2 separate regions of the Homo sapiens genome follow, and region 2 is linked to region 1. A link is a contact called in ENCODE Hi-C or POLR2A ChIA-PET data. All regions are on one chromosome and are shown on one strand. Each heading gives the region's core, a stretch centred on a gene start or an enhancer-like site at or near the end of the contact. The rest is flanking DNA. Distances are from core to core; before and after follow the strand shown. Region 1 has its middle 32 kb from the start of LINC01117. Region 2 overlaps LOC101929963 (a long non-coding RNA gene).

Region 1 (2,570 bases), core at 46-2,545:
GCACTGAGGAGATTGATCTAAATTTATCTTGAAAATCATGTTAGTCCTTAACAATCTTCTCTTGGTATTTGATCAACAACTTGAATTAGAAAGTATCAGAGATGTTTGGGACATTAGATATACTCTAATCTAATCCCTGTTTTACAGATCACAAAACTGAGTAAGGGCCAGAGAGCAAAATCAATTGCCTAAGACACATTGCTGGTTAGTCGACAAGAACCCTCTTTTTAGGATGCCATCTGATATTAATACCAATGTGTATGCCCTACATTAGGGTCTAACTTCACAGGTAGACTCTTCTCTCCTTAGGTTTGTTCATTTGAATGAATGAATGGTTCCTTATAAATGTCTGAGGTGCCAGACCAGTGTTCTTTCTTTGTATATTCATAGATTAGCAGCAGCTTATAATGCTGCAGATATATTCTGCTACTAGCCAGTGGCCCTGGAACCTAATTTACAATATCCGGGTATTCTGTATTCCCTTGAACATGTGATTTTTTTTCCCTTTGAATTCTATGTTTTTTGGATTGCTCATGGTGGAAGGTTTGGGACATAAATCATCATCATTTGCTACTGATCCAATTTGGGAAAACTAGGTCAGTGAATTGTACATCTGTATTAGTTGCTGTGGAAGGACCATTTTAAGCATTCTCAGACATGTAGCTAAGCAAGTCTGGGGCTCTCTGACATTACATAATTTCTCTGCTAAACCAAAGATCTCATTGAGTTTGCTGTTCAGCCATGTCTTATGTTGGATTAGGGGTATATTTGTTCAAAGCTCAGTTTCATCATTTGTCCAGCTTCACAGTATTTCCCCAGATAGGGAGGCTGCCTTCCAGGCTTGGCTGGTTTTTCCTATATTGCTGGGAAAGTTTTCAGTGAATGAATACAATGTAGAGTTTTCATTTGTCACCATGTTATCTCATTTCTAATTTTTGTTCAAGTTATTTTAAGGAAAAGCACCACCCAGTTTCTCTGACCAACTTTTAAAAAAAGATGAAAAGATTTTCTCAGCATGAATAATAGCAACAAGCACATGATGGTCTAAGCTTTTGAACTCTCAGACAGCTGGAGTGCCCAGAATCAGAGTGATTTTCTTCAACCACTTTAGTGCACTGTGAATGTGTGATCGGAGTAGAGTGTGTGATCTTAAACAGTCCTGGTGTCGTGTGGGGAGTTTCCATTCCTTCACTAAATAGACTTCCTGGTTTGAAATTAGCGTCTCATCATGACAAACAGGACCATGTACAGGGAGGTCAGCAGGGGCCTTTCCTGTCATTTGAAACGTGCCCTTGGTTTTGCTTCCCCTAACCCCAGTGCCTTGGAATGCTGTTTGAATCTGGGGATCAAGTGATTCTAAAGTCTCTCCAGGAAAGGAGAATTCAATGAAGCATTCAGCAGCAAAAACTTGGTTAAAAGTGCAGCCTGTGTCAGCATAGGAATGAATTAGAAACAGACTGTGAAAACCTCACCTGTGATCAGTATCACACCCAGAAAGTTGGAGACATCAGGAGGACATGTTCTATGTTTTCACTACCTTGTTGCAGGCAGTCATGAGAGTGATAGGAGGTCACTGTGACTTGTAGTTGTAGGTCCCATTTACTTTCAGGAGAGCAGGCTGAGAGGCTAAGTTCTGTGGTCCGTTGATTATCTTACCTTGGCTTTTCATAACCTGGCAGTTTCCAAAAATAGTTTGAGGACTAACAGAATTGCTAACTACCTCCCACCTCACTCCTGTAAAGACAGTGAACACAACCAGTCTCTTTTTTCCTTTGTTTCATACAAGAAGGGAAATTTTTATACTATAATATGAGAAGACTATAATCTAAAAATAAAATCTTTCTTAAGAAAATTTCCTCATTTTGCTCTGGACCTGTGAAAATGTTTGCACAGACCTGCCTTTGGGAAATCACTTCTCTAGGATGAGCAACATTACGAAATTCCCTCTGTATGGCCATAGCATAGCTTTGTTCCTAGCTCCGGCTAACTTTCTTTGTGGCTGATGCTTTTTAAAGAATTCTGGTTGAATGTCACTTAGTACTGGCTGGAACTTTGTTCAGTAGTTTTGGTAGATGCTGCTGGTATTATCATAATTCATTCATTCACTTGCTTATTTAACAAACTGCCAGACCCAGGCTATGTACTGAAGAGATAAAACAAAATAAACTCACTATTCTCAAGGAGCTTGAAACTCCTTTTCAAGAATCTTATTTAAAAATTTTTAAAAGTCTCTCTTTGTGCCATGAGGGCTTGTGTAGAACACAAGCAGAAGTTGTGAAATGAGTATTTATCTATAGATCCTAAATAAAGGTTTATTGGAGATTTCTCTCTCTACCTCTTTTTTTCTCTGTACTATTCAAAGAAACCTTGTTTCTGATAAGGTAAGGTAGAAGTTAACTAGATAAAGTTCTGACAATGAAATTTAAATTACAGGTTCTAGTGTGATTTTGGCACATCAAAACCCAAAGAACATTTAGAATGTGCCCAGCCCATGGAATCTATTCCTTTGATCTACTCAGCTCACCAAGATGATTGTTCAGCCCTCCCCCACTTTCTCTCAAAATATCTCA
Region 2 (2,570 bases), core at 30-2,529, 84 kb after region 1:
ATGAAGACATTTTGAGGACTGATGGGCCTCTTTATCAGACATACTATTATATTTTTAAGATGGTCTAAAGCACACATTCAGTAAGTAAATGTGAGAGGCATTCAGCAACTAAATGTGAGAAATGTTAACAGTCAGTAGCTTCCATTCCTATGCTGGTATTTAAATGTTCGGAGCAATTAGCATGGTAGAAAGTTGTTCTGGGGGATGTGGTTGAAATTGCATGAGCAAATTTGCACGGAAGTATACATCAATAACCAAAGTTATCACATTCTCATTGAAAGATAAGAAATGAATATTCATTCATTTTACCAACAAAGATCTGTTGACCACTTTCTATAGGAGATAAACAGCTAACAAGTTAGGTCATGCCTCTACTCTAACTCTCCTAAGTACAGTGAGATGTATCTTTGAATTGCAGGGGCTGGAGGGACTGTGCTATATATGAGGACATCACTTAGTACTTTAGAATTTATGGGTCAGGCCAGGTGCAGAGGCTCACTCCTGTAATCCCAGCACTTTGGGAGGCAAGACGGGCAGGTCACTTGAGGTCAGGAGTTCAGGACCAACCTCACCAAAATGGCAAAACCCCATCTCTACTAAAAATACAAAAAATACAAAAAATAAAAATAAAATAAAAAAGCCGGGAGTGGTGGTGCATGCCTGTAATCCCAGCTACTCGGTGGGGCTGAGGTAGGAGAATCTCTTGAACCCTGGAGGCGGAGGTTGCAGTGAGTTGAAATTGCACCAGGTCATGACAGCCTGGGCAACAGAGTGAGAATTCATCTCAAAAAAAAAAAAAAAAAGAATTTATGAGTCACTTTATTATGCAGTATTACATTTGATCTTCAAAAGAACCTTGTGAAGTAGGAAGGCCAGGTATCTTCATTTTACAGATATGGAACTTGAGCACATGTGTCTGGTTCAAGGTCACTTATCAAGAAAACAGTAGAGTCAGGTCTTCTCATCCCTAATCCAGAGCAAGTCCACTAAATAAAGATTGAGAGAAGCTATATTTAAAAATGACAGATAGCTCCACTCCTGTCCCCGTGAGTTCTAGCCTTTTATGATTCTAGAATAAATGTCAAATCTTGAGTTTTAGAGAGGAAAAGAGCTGGAATTAAAAAAGAAAAGAAAAAGATTTCAAAGATGTGGGGAGTGCGTGGGAGGAGGCTGGAGAGATGGTAAAGGCATTGGAGGCCAAATAACTAAGGGAGGGGAGGAAAGGGTGGTGGCCAGACGTGCAGCACCATGGAGATCAGAGACAGTGCCAGGCACAGTGGGCTTGCCCAGAAAGCTGTGGGAAATATGTATTGAATAGTAAACAGCACCCAGATGGTGGAGGCTCTGACACAGAGTTTACTTGGGAGGAAGTGAAGAGCCACTGACAGTTTGGGACAGGAGAATGATGTCACAACAATGACCTTTTGCAATGATTAGTTTAGTGGTGTGCAAGAAAAAGTAGCTATTGTTGGCAAAGACACTAGAATTGTCCAAGCATGAGAGAGAACCTAAGACTACAAAAGAGAGCATACAGCCCCAAGGATTTAATAATTCTCTGGTGAATTAGAAAAACTATTTTTAAATGTTGTAAAGTATTCAAATAAATCAATCACAGCTGCTCACCCTTCTTGAGAAATAGCTCCAAATTAAACTTGGCTTTTAACAGACATGAAAAGGAAAATTAGGCAACCATCTAAAATCCAGGGCACACCCTATACTTCATAGGGGCTCAATTTGTTTTTCTTATGTTGATGAAAATATTATCTAAGTCAAGCAAGAAAAACATTTCTCTGGGTTGCTAGCTTTTCAGATATCAATATTCTTATTAAAATATAATTTATAAGGTTGCTTTAATTCTTCTCTATTTTAAATGTATAAATGAAATCAAATGAATGCTAAATTTGGAGGTCAATAGGGGATTATTTTTTCCTTTGTGAGCTAAGGAACAGAATAGGATAACAGTAGGAATAAAGGAATAACTTTAGTGTTTTGAATTGACTTTTCTAAAGTCTAGAGTCTTTATTATAGAGAATTCCACGAAACTTTGATATTTGCCAAGGGTCACAATATCAATTAATCTAACATCATGGCTTTAAGCAAAGCAAGATCTGTTATTCCTAGACAGCCTCAGGCTAAATTCTGAACTAAGGTAAATTAGCTTTTAGACCCACCCAATTCCGTAGTATAAATTGTCACACTGGCTGGGTAAACTTGATGAGCAAGTTACTTTACTTAACATCTCTGGGCCTCAGTTTTCTCATCTGGGAAGTGGGGATAATGATAGTACTGCCTGCCCTCACAGGTGAATTCTACAAATGTTAGTCACCATTGAGAATCATTCCCAATCCTCTCTGTATACCCCTGCATTTCGTACATAGTGATCCTGGCCATCAGGATGTTCTCTCAGCAACACTTCATTTTCCCATCATTTGTGCTGCCTGCCCTGATGTTCCAGTTCATCCTACTCAGTGCCGTAATTTTGACTAAGTTGAGAACCTGCTGCATGCCGAGATGTCAATGAATGTTCACATATCTCCTTATCAACTTTTCCAGATATCTTGTTTGCATTT

What was found. A loop is a pair of places that touch in the nucleus more often than their neighbours do. ChIA-PET counts read pairs that join two places held with the same protein, here RNA polymerase II (POLR2A). Pooled maps may share reads with other maps.
Region 2: a loop to region 1 is called in a map of mesothelial cell of epicardium, with 7 times the contacts of the local background. The contact joins two enhancer-like sites. A Hi-C loop is called at or near these places in 2 of 168 maps with a recorded cell type or tissue (mesothelial cell of epicardium and posterior vena cava) and 1 of 50 pooled maps. POLR2A ChIA-PET finds 5 or more read pairs at or near these places in 2 of 52 experiments (AG04449 and OCI-LY7).

Annotation. Positions count from the first base shown.
Region 1 is chr2:176,668,404-176,670,973 of GRCh38, forward strand. No RefSeq gene overlaps it. Among named protein-coding and RNA genes, the nearest start is that of LINC01117, 32 kb to the left of the region's middle. Within about 2 kb of position 1,296, at least 2 of the 41 ENCODE cell types and tissues checked have a DNase peak (open chromatin) inside an H3K27ac peak, as active enhancers do.
Region 2 is chr2:176,752,597-176,755,166 of GRCh38, forward strand. LOC101929963 (a long non-coding RNA gene) reads right to left here. Exons shown (of 4, transcript XR_923598.3): 4 at 804-986. Among named protein-coding and RNA genes, the nearest start is that of LINC01117, 120 kb to the left of the region's middle. Within about 2 kb of position 1,280, at least 5 of the 41 ENCODE cell types and tissues checked have a DNase peak (open chromatin) inside an H3K27ac peak, as active enhancers do.